Linked DNA regions of Homo sapiens: all the other regions are linked to region 2. The links are chromatin contacts, found by Hi-C or POLR2A ChIA-PET in ENCODE. All regions are on one chromosome and are shown on one strand. The core of a region is the stretch at or near the end of the contact, and the rest is flanking DNA. Distances in the headings are between cores, read along the strand shown. Region 1 holds the start of CCNY (cyclin Y). Region 2 holds the start of ZNF438 (zinc finger protein 438). Region 3 holds the start of ABI1 (abl interactor 1).

What was found. A loop is a pair of places that touch in the nucleus more often than their neighbours do. ChIA-PET counts read pairs that join two places held with the same protein, here RNA polymerase II (POLR2A). Pooled maps may share reads with other maps.
Region 1: a map of naive thymus-derived CD4-positive, alpha-beta T cell shows a loop between it and region 2 (19-fold over the local background). The contact joins the promoter of CCNY here to the promoter of ZNF438 in region 2. A Hi-C loop is called at or near these places in 2 of 168 maps with a recorded cell type or tissue (naive thymus-derived CD4-positive, alpha-beta T cell and sciatic nerve) and 5 of 50 pooled maps.
Region 3: a map of CD8-positive, alpha-beta T cell shows a loop between it and region 2 (13-fold over the local background). The contact joins the promoter of ABI1 here to the promoter of ZNF438 in region 2. A Hi-C loop is called at or near these places in 1 of 168 maps with a recorded cell type or tissue (CD8-positive, alpha-beta T cell) and 7 of 50 pooled maps. POLR2A ChIA-PET finds 5 or more read pairs at or near these places in 1 of 52 experiments (RWPE1).

What each region holds. Positions count from the first base shown.
Region 1 is chr10:35,335,249-35,337,948 of GRCh38, reverse strand. CCNY (cyclin Y) reads right to left here and starts at 1,440. Exons shown (of 10, transcript NM_145012.6): 1 at 742-1,440. The coding sequence starts at 895. CCNY-AS1 (CCNY antisense RNA 1) reads left to right here and starts at 1,525. Exons shown (of 4, transcript NR_186477.1): 1 at 1,525-1,729; 2 at 1,873-2,021. RefSeq lists a silencer at 1,075-1,814.
Region 2 is chr10:31,030,451-31,033,150 of GRCh38, reverse strand. It overlaps ZNF438 (zinc finger protein 438), which reads left to right and starts at 1,286. Exons shown (of 7, transcript NM_001143768.2): 1 at 1,286-1,318. LOC105376481 (a long non-coding RNA gene) reads right to left here and starts at 643. Exons shown (of 3, transcript XR_001747410.3): 1 at 1-643. RefSeq lists a silencer at 1,065-1,624.
Region 3 is chr10:26,859,616-26,862,315 of GRCh38, reverse strand. ABI1 (abl interactor 1) reads left to right here and starts at 1,358. Exons shown (of 11, transcript NM_001012750.3): 1 at 1,358-1,569. The coding sequence starts at 1,453. RefSeq lists an enhancer at 1,116-1,315 and silencers at 1,636-1,725, 1,836-1,985.

The DNA of each region.
Region 1 (2,700 bases), core at 191-2,690, 4.3 Mb before region 2:
GCAGTAATTAGTCTTAGCTTTTTTTCTTTTTGCAAACTCCAGACCAACCAAAAGTCACCTGAATAAATCAGAAATTCATAGGACTGCAATTCGGGCCCATGCAAAAACTGAGACTTAACCCAAAGGTGTCTGACAATCTTTTAAAGAGCATTCTCGGGAGAAGCTATTTGACTAATCCTGGAACCGCCACTCAAAAAAATCATTTTTTAAAAAAAACGGTAGAATGGGAACGGGGGAAGTGGAGTCCATTTGTAAGGTTCCGGGGAACTGACTCAACATGGTTCTCCAACTCGAGGTTGGAGACACCGGGATTCCAAAATGGGAATCCACTCACTTCGCTTTTATAGGACAAACGCGTGCACAACTTGGCTTCGGGCTGCATTCAGGTAGTGCCGGGAACCCCGAGCTCCCGGGCCGCCCCCACCCAGCTCTGGCCGCTCCATTAAGGACGAGGGCCGGCTCCTGTCACCTCGCGACCCACGCGCACACACCCGCCCTAGGCCCGCCGTGCTCGATGCCGCGGGCCTGCAAAGTTTCCGCGGCCGCTCACTTGGGGGTAACCAGCGAGGGGTACGCCCAGAGGCTGCGGGGCCCCGGGCGCCTAGGCTGCGCGGGCGAAGCCCCGGTTATGCACGGGTCGCCGAGACCGGCTGGGCAAGCAAGAGCAGCCGGGCCGCCCCGACGTTGGCTGTGCGACTGTTGCCGCGGGGGCGGGTAGGGGGCTCGGCGGGCCGCACTCACCGTCTATGTTCTCCCGGTCGCTGATGTGCTGCAGGTTGCAGCCCGTGTCCTCGCGGCTCAGGTCCGTGTCTGGCCGGTAGGACTCCAGCCGGGAGTGGGCATTCCTCCGGAGCTTGGGACTGGACGACACGCAGCACGAGGTAGTGTTCCCCATCTTCGGCGGCCCCCCGACTCCTGCTGCTATCCTGTTCTCCCAGTCCCCGGGAGCGGGGCGCGGGTGGACGCGGGGCGCGGGCGGCGGGGGCGTGTGGGGAGGCCCGCCCGCTCGCCGCCACGGGAGGGGGCGGAACGGCGGCCGGCCGCCGGGTCAGCAGCGGCGGCGGCGGCGGGGCCTCGCCATGGGCGGCGGCGGCGGCGGCGGCGACGAGCGGGCGACGGCCCCGGCTCCCCCTCGGCCGGCCTATCCGCGGCGGAGGAGCGCTCGGGTCCGCGCGACTGCGGCCGCCGCGCCTACCTCACCCCGCCGCGGCCATGGCGGGCGGCGCCGCGCAGGCCGCCTCCCCCCCGCGCTTCCCCAGTTGGTGTCCGCTTCCCCGGCGGCTGCGGCGACGGCGGCCGCCTCGGCAAGAGGTTCCGGTTCAAGCCGGGGGCACGCGTGTCCGCGCCGGACGGCGGGACTAGCCGACGAGCGGGCGGGCAGCGGGCGTGGGCGCAGCCCCCGGACTCCTCGCGGCGCGGTGCGGCGCGGCCAGGGAGGATGCTGGCGGCCCTCCCTCGCCAGCGGCGCCCGCCCTCGCCGCAGCCCCCGCCCCGCCCCGTCACCGCCCCTTCCCTCTGCCCTGGAAGCAGATCGGCGGCCGCGGGGAGGTTCGGGGCGGCGCAGCCCCGCGCGGTTGTGGGATCGCTCCCGGGGGCCGCTCCTCTCTCGGGCACTGGGGTCGCGGGAGACGTCGTCGGGAGCTCGGTTTCTGGAGGCCCTTCCCCACCCGGCCTCTGCCTCCTCCACTCCCCCGGGCTGGACGGAACGGGGCCCAGCGCGGGATGCGAGGTGCGTCCCCGGGGCCCGCAGCGGGCGGGAGCGCAGCCAGGGCCCGGTCGGGGACGCAGGCCCAGGGCGCTGAGGCTGCACCTGCCTCTCCGAAACCGGGCTGGCTCTTTTTGTCTTTTTATTTTTCTAATTTATTTTTTTAGAGGTATGATTTCGCTCTGTCGCCCAGGCTGGAGGGCAGTGGCGCAATCTCGGCTCACTGCAGCCTCGAACTCCTAGGCTGAAGCGATTCTCCCGCCTCAGCCTCCAAAGTAGCCGGTACTACAGGCGCGCGCCACCACGCCTGGCTAAGGTGTGTGTGTGTGTGTGTGTGTGTGTGTCTCCAAAGTAGCGAGGACTACGGGTGTGTGTGTGTGTGTGTGTCTCCAAAGTAGCGAGGACTACAGGCTCCCGCCACTACGCCAGGCTAAGGTAGGGTGTGTATGTGTGTTAACTTTTTGTAGAGATGGGATCTCCCTTTGTAACACGGGCGCCCGCCACTAAGCCAGGCTAAGGTGGTGAATGTGTGTGTGTGTGTGTGTTAACTTTTTGTAGAGATGGGATCTCGCTTCGTAACCCGGGCTGGTATCGAACTCCTGTCTTCAAGGAATCCTCCCGTCTGGACTCCTCCCATGGGATTACGGGCATGAGCCACGGCACCTGGCTATTTTTTTTTTCTAAGCATTTAAATAAGCTGGGGCTTGATTTGGGAGTTTTCTATTGTATTTTGAGCTTTGCCGAGGACTTGATAGTGACCTTGCTTTAAGCTGTGAAATAAATCTTGGGGTCCCAGAGCTATTTTAATATTGAATTCGCTGTGGAGTTGTTTTGAGTTCCTTGGAGGTTAACATGAGATAGAAAACTAAGTTAACACAACTCATCGACTGCCCTTGCTTTGCTTTGCTTTGCTTTTAGAATGCCATCGGGTTTTGTCATGTTGGGAACAAGTTAACTTAGGCCAGTTGACTAAGATCAAGGTATGTGAACATGCC
Region 2 (2,700 bases), core at 37-2,536:
TAAGCCTTCATTTTTTCCGTCTATCGAGCCCTTTTTTTTAACCAGAACTCATTGCTTCTGAGAGTATAAAAGAGCAAAGAGGCCGGGCGCGGCGGCTCACACCTGTAATCCCAGCACCTTGAGAGGCCGAGGCGGGCGGATCACGAGGTCAAGAGATGGAGACCATCCTGGCCAACATGGTGAAACCCTGTCTCTACTAAAACATAAAAATTAGCCGGCTGTGGTGGCGCGCGCCTGTAATCCCAGCTACTCAGGAGGCTGAGGCAAGAAAATCGTTTGAACCCGGGAGGCAGGGGGTACTGTGAGTTGAGATCGCGCCACTGCACTCCAGCCTGGGAGACAGAGAAACACTCTGTCTCAAAAAAAAAAAAAAAAAAAAGTGGGGAGCAGAGAGCCGGACTTGGACACGGGAAGGTATCGTGACATGAGTGGGTCGGGGGCTGGAAAGTTTGCCCAGGCGAAGAAGTGAACATGTTTATCCGGATCACCGTTTGTTAAATGAACAGCAACCCATAGGTAGCTTCACCGAGCCGAAACGGGAAAGGCGGCAGGCAAGGGAGAAGCTAAAATCTGCAAGAAACGGGCTGGGCTGGAGGCGGCGCCAGGGCAAGAAGGGCAGGTGGGGGCCCGCGGGAGCCGGGAGCCAGGGGCGGGAGCCGGAAGGGCGGGACCCAGGGGCAAGGCCTAAGTGGGCGTGGGAGGGGCATAGTCAAGAGATGGGCGGGGACTGCTCGGGGTCTGGGCGGAGTCTAGCGGGAGCCGCGTCGAGCCGGGGAGGAGCGAGGGACCCTGGGAGAGCTGTCTTTTCAGGGCTGAGGACCCGCCAGCACCTGATGGAGAGCAAATGGCTGTTTCCACACGTGGAGAACTTTTAACGAACACGTGAGGAAGGCGGGCAATGTCTGTGGAAAAACTACCTCACAACCCAGGCGTCTTACTCCAGCCCCCAGGGCGACAGCTTGTTTACAGTATTTCTGAAGGTCTCCGTCCCCTTTTGTCGGCCCCTCCTCCTCCTCTAACCCCGACTTCAGGCTTTGAGTGAGGCTTTGGTAGAGCAGTCGCCGCCGCAGGCGCCCCGGTCGGCGAAGCCCACAGGCATGCGGGCGCAGAGGCCGTCTGCGCCTGCGCGGGGTGTCTGCTACGGGGAGGTGCGTGGAGCTCGAGGGCGTGGAGCTCGGGGGCGTGTCTCCCGCCGCGGCGCCGGGGCGGGGCGAGGGCGGAGCCTGGGGGCCCAGCGGCCCGCGCCCCGTGGCTTGACCTCCCCGACTGCTGGGCCCGTGACGTCACCCCGCTGTGACGCGCACGCTGTAGGAAAACTGTAAGTTTACGAGGATTCCTGCAGCTCCTAGGGCTTGCGGGGCCCGCTGGCAGCTGGCAGTCCCGGCGGTGGTGGTGGCTCTGGGGGCGTCAGTTCCTTGGGGAGTCGCCGATTGTGGCGAAGGGACAGGTGTCTGCTCAGAGTGGCAGCGCGCCCTGCTGGGCGGTAGGGACCTGGGGTGCGGGAGGCGAGGCCGCGCCCCGTGGGGCCGGGCCAGCACCTTTTCCCCTGGGGCGGGGCGCGTCTCCGAGCCTGGGAGCGAGGCCTTAGAAGGGGCGGAAAGTCCAAATGGAGAGTCCCTTTTTTTCTTCCGTGATAAAGGGACTTAGATTCCTTTTCTTCCCCCTCTCAGCCTTGGAGTTTGACATGTTAAGTAGGGGATGGAAGCTTCCTCTCAGAGAATAGGAATCCTATGTCCTGGCCGTTGGGATCCCACAAGTGACCAAGTCATCGTGGACACATTTATAAGATAACCAGTTGCTGCCTCAGTTTTCTTTTTTGTGTAAAAGGGAGGTACAGCAGCCTCTGGCCTCCCTAATGGTTGTTCCCACAGCACTAGGAACACGTGAGATAACACAAGTGTGTAAATTTGCTAGGAGAAAGCTTATACACAGACACTTGGTTATTCTGAGGAATGTGGTAGCCACTGGCTATTTGACCAGGAATCTTGTAGAAGGGGAACTTTTTCACTGTTTTGCCTCCCCCCGACAACCTTCCCTCCATCTGATTCTATACCACACTGGAGCCTGTTGGGTGATCGAACTGTTGTCACTAAACTTGATAGAATGGGGATCCCAAGAAATAACAGGTATCGTTAGCACGGTACTCTTGGCAATTACAATGCCCCCGTTGTCTGGGTTTTGCAGAGGAAGCTTTCAGTGTGCTGGAACTAGCACATTATAGACAACACAGACTCACTGAGTTTTAAGGATTGCTGTATCGATTTGGAATATCCAATCATCGTATCTGACTGCTTGAATATTTTGGTCAAGGGGTACTACATTATCGATTAGTTATTACTAGACTATAATGCCTCTCAAACTCCGGGACTAGTAGTCTTCAGGAACTTTGAAGGGAAGAATACTGTGCACACTTCAGGGTGTATTTATACAGGAGCTCGAGAGTTCACATTTCTGTAAATTCATTTCAGGAGTGTGATATCTTTTCATCCAGGTAGGAAGAGCCTTTGAATCAGAAAGCAGGGCTTCTAATTTTTGTTCTATTCGTTAACTAGCTTCGTGTCCAAGGACAAGTCACGCAAACTTGGAACTTTGTTTTTCTTATCTAAAATGAGAGCCGATGGTTTATCTGTTTGTTGGTTTTTCCAGGATCAAATGAGATCACGAGAGTGCAAATGAAAGGCTAAGTGTGCTATTGTTATT
Region 3 (2,700 bases), core at 109-2,608, 4.2 Mb after region 2:
CAATATTCAATAAATACCTGGTGCTGGCAATTTTTAATTTGGTTGAGTGATGTTTTTACTCCTAGTTATTTTGATTCTAAATGACTTTATGGAGATACATGAACATATGTCCAAAGTCTTTGGACAACACTTTTCATAGCTGATTATATCCGAAGCATTTAATGTTCCTGTTGAAGTGAAGAGCTTGAAATATAGGGCCTTTTGAGACTATTCCAAAGCAGGTGATAAAAACAAAACAAAACAAAAATCCAGGAGCAAAAAACGAAGGATCAGGGTGGGTGGCTCATGATTGTAATCCTAGCAGTTTGGGAGGTTGAGGCAGAAGGATTGCTTGAGGCCAGGGGTTCGAGACGAGCGAGGGCAACATAATTTGATCCCTGTCGCTATAAAAAATTAAAAAGCTCAGCCAGGTGTAGTGACCGACGCTTGTAGTCCCAGTTACTCTGGAGGCTGAGGCAGGAGGATCGCTTGACTTTAGGAGGTCTAGGCTGCAGAGACCCATGATTGTGCCCCTGTACTCCAGGCTGGGTAACAGTGAGATCCTGTCTCAAACAAGCAAACAACTCCCACCCCTAAAAAAACGTGCACATGACCTTAAAAGTGTAGGAAGATTACATGATAAGGAGAGTCAGAGAAAAGAGAAATTAGGACAGGAAAGCACTACAAGCTATGTATGTTTATTTTATAATTGAGTCTTTAAGGGTACGGAGTATTCGTACTCAACTTGTACCCCCAGTGTCTAGTACGCTGCTTGGTAAACAGCTGGCAATCAAGAAATGTTTGCTAAATTTTAAATGAATTGATGGGGGCGGAACTTCAGAAAGTAAAGCCTGACTCGCTTTATTTCTAAGAAGGCAGAGGAAGTAAAAATCTAGTTTTCCGTACTCTGTCCCCTTTTTAATCCTTCTCTGAATGGGTGTCCTTGATTCACTGACATTTCCTAATTAACCAAGTTCTGCCAAGTTTCACATGAAACTTGGGGAACCGATTTCATTCCCCCAGTATCACCCTGTGGCGCCACCTTCCGGAGCTGTGAGGAAACTCCGGACTTCCCCCCAACACCGCCCCCTCCCTCCACCCTCGGTCTCCGCTTTCTGCGCTCTGCCGCGTTGGTTTTCGGAGGTGTCTGGGCGCATGCGCTTTGGACGGGCCGCCTAGCCTAGGAGAGACTACAATTCCCAGAAGACAGTGCGAAAGAAAAAAAAAATCCCGCGGTCCGTGGGGGTGGGAGAAATAAACGCTCGCGAGAGAACGAGGTTCAGGCGGCTGCACGAAGGGGGTGGAGGGGGGCTGGAGAGAGTGAGGAGGAAGGGGAGGAGGTGCCGTCCCACAATACCAGGCGGGAGGGCGGGTAGGCGGTTTGTATCCGGGCTGTGAGGTGCTCGGAGCCTCGGCGGACCTTGCTGCCTCTGTCTCTTTAACGCGAGAGGAAGCGATGCAGAGGGGTGGAAAATGGCAGAGCTGCAGATGTTACTAGAGGAGGAGATCCCGTCTGGCAAGAGGGCGCTGATCGAGAGTTACCAGAACCTGACTCGGGTGGCAGACTACTGTGAAAACAACTACATACAGGTGAGGCGCTCTGGCGGCCGGCGGGCGCTGGCCGGGTCGAGGACCCGCCGGAGTGACCAGCCCACTGGGCGGGGTGGGGAACTGCCCTGACCTCAGCGGCTGCCACCAACCCGAGCCCCTACCGCAGCCCCAACCCCAGCCCCAACCGGGGACAGAGCGAGTGGCCGGGCTGAGGGAGTCGGGCTGCGATACAGGAAGTGGCTGTGGTGGTGGAAACCGATAGAAGGGGAGAGAGAAAATGGGCGAGGGAGCCGGGAGCCCGCCGCTGCCGCAGCCCGGCGCCCCCCTCGCGTCCGCTTCCCCCAGGGCCCGGCCACCGGGGTCGCGCGCCCCCCAGGTAGCCTCCAGTCCGCAGGGCTGGAGTCCCGGAATACCCCCGAGCTGCCGCCGCGCCGCCTCTCTGCGCCGGGAGAGGAGGTCCAGGACGGGAGAGGGGAGAGGAGAGGGCAGGGACGAGGCTGAAGCCGCAGAAGGGAGAGGACCAGCGGGGTGTGTGTTGTGTGTCGGCGGAGGGTGGGGTGGGGGCGATTATGTCAGTTTCAGCCCCCAGAGGGTGTGTCTTTTATTTATTTATTTATTTAAAAAAAATTTGTCATGAGTCACATTACACCGACCTCCCGGAGGAGAGGAGGAAGCGGGTGTGGGGAGTGAGGGAGGGCGTTTGAGAGAAGTTCATCTTAAAATTCCTTTAATTGAAGGTTTGTAAATCTGTCTGCTTGTCCATTTTCAAGTCGGGTTTTTTTTATTTTTTTCCCCCTCTCATCGTTTTCACTTCCGCCCCACCATAATGTATTCTAAGAGGTTGTTAGGGCTGCTATCATTAATTATCAAACACGAATTGTTCTTAACTCCTTGGAAAAACGGCTTACCCTCCCTTCTCCCAAAAGTTCTTGAGCTGTAGGCTTCATAAGTAACTTAAAATAGACTGGTGTCATCGCCGGTTGCTTATTTTCTGAGGTTTCTCTCTTAACAAGCTAAGTAAATGTATAGTATGTGAATCCAAATACAGAAACGAACAGAGGTAGCCTCTGAACTACAACGTAAAAATATCTGTTATTGTAAATTAGAAAACTCTTGGGACTTTGTGACAGATGCTTGTTTGTTCGTTTCTCTTTGGATGATTGGAAGTGA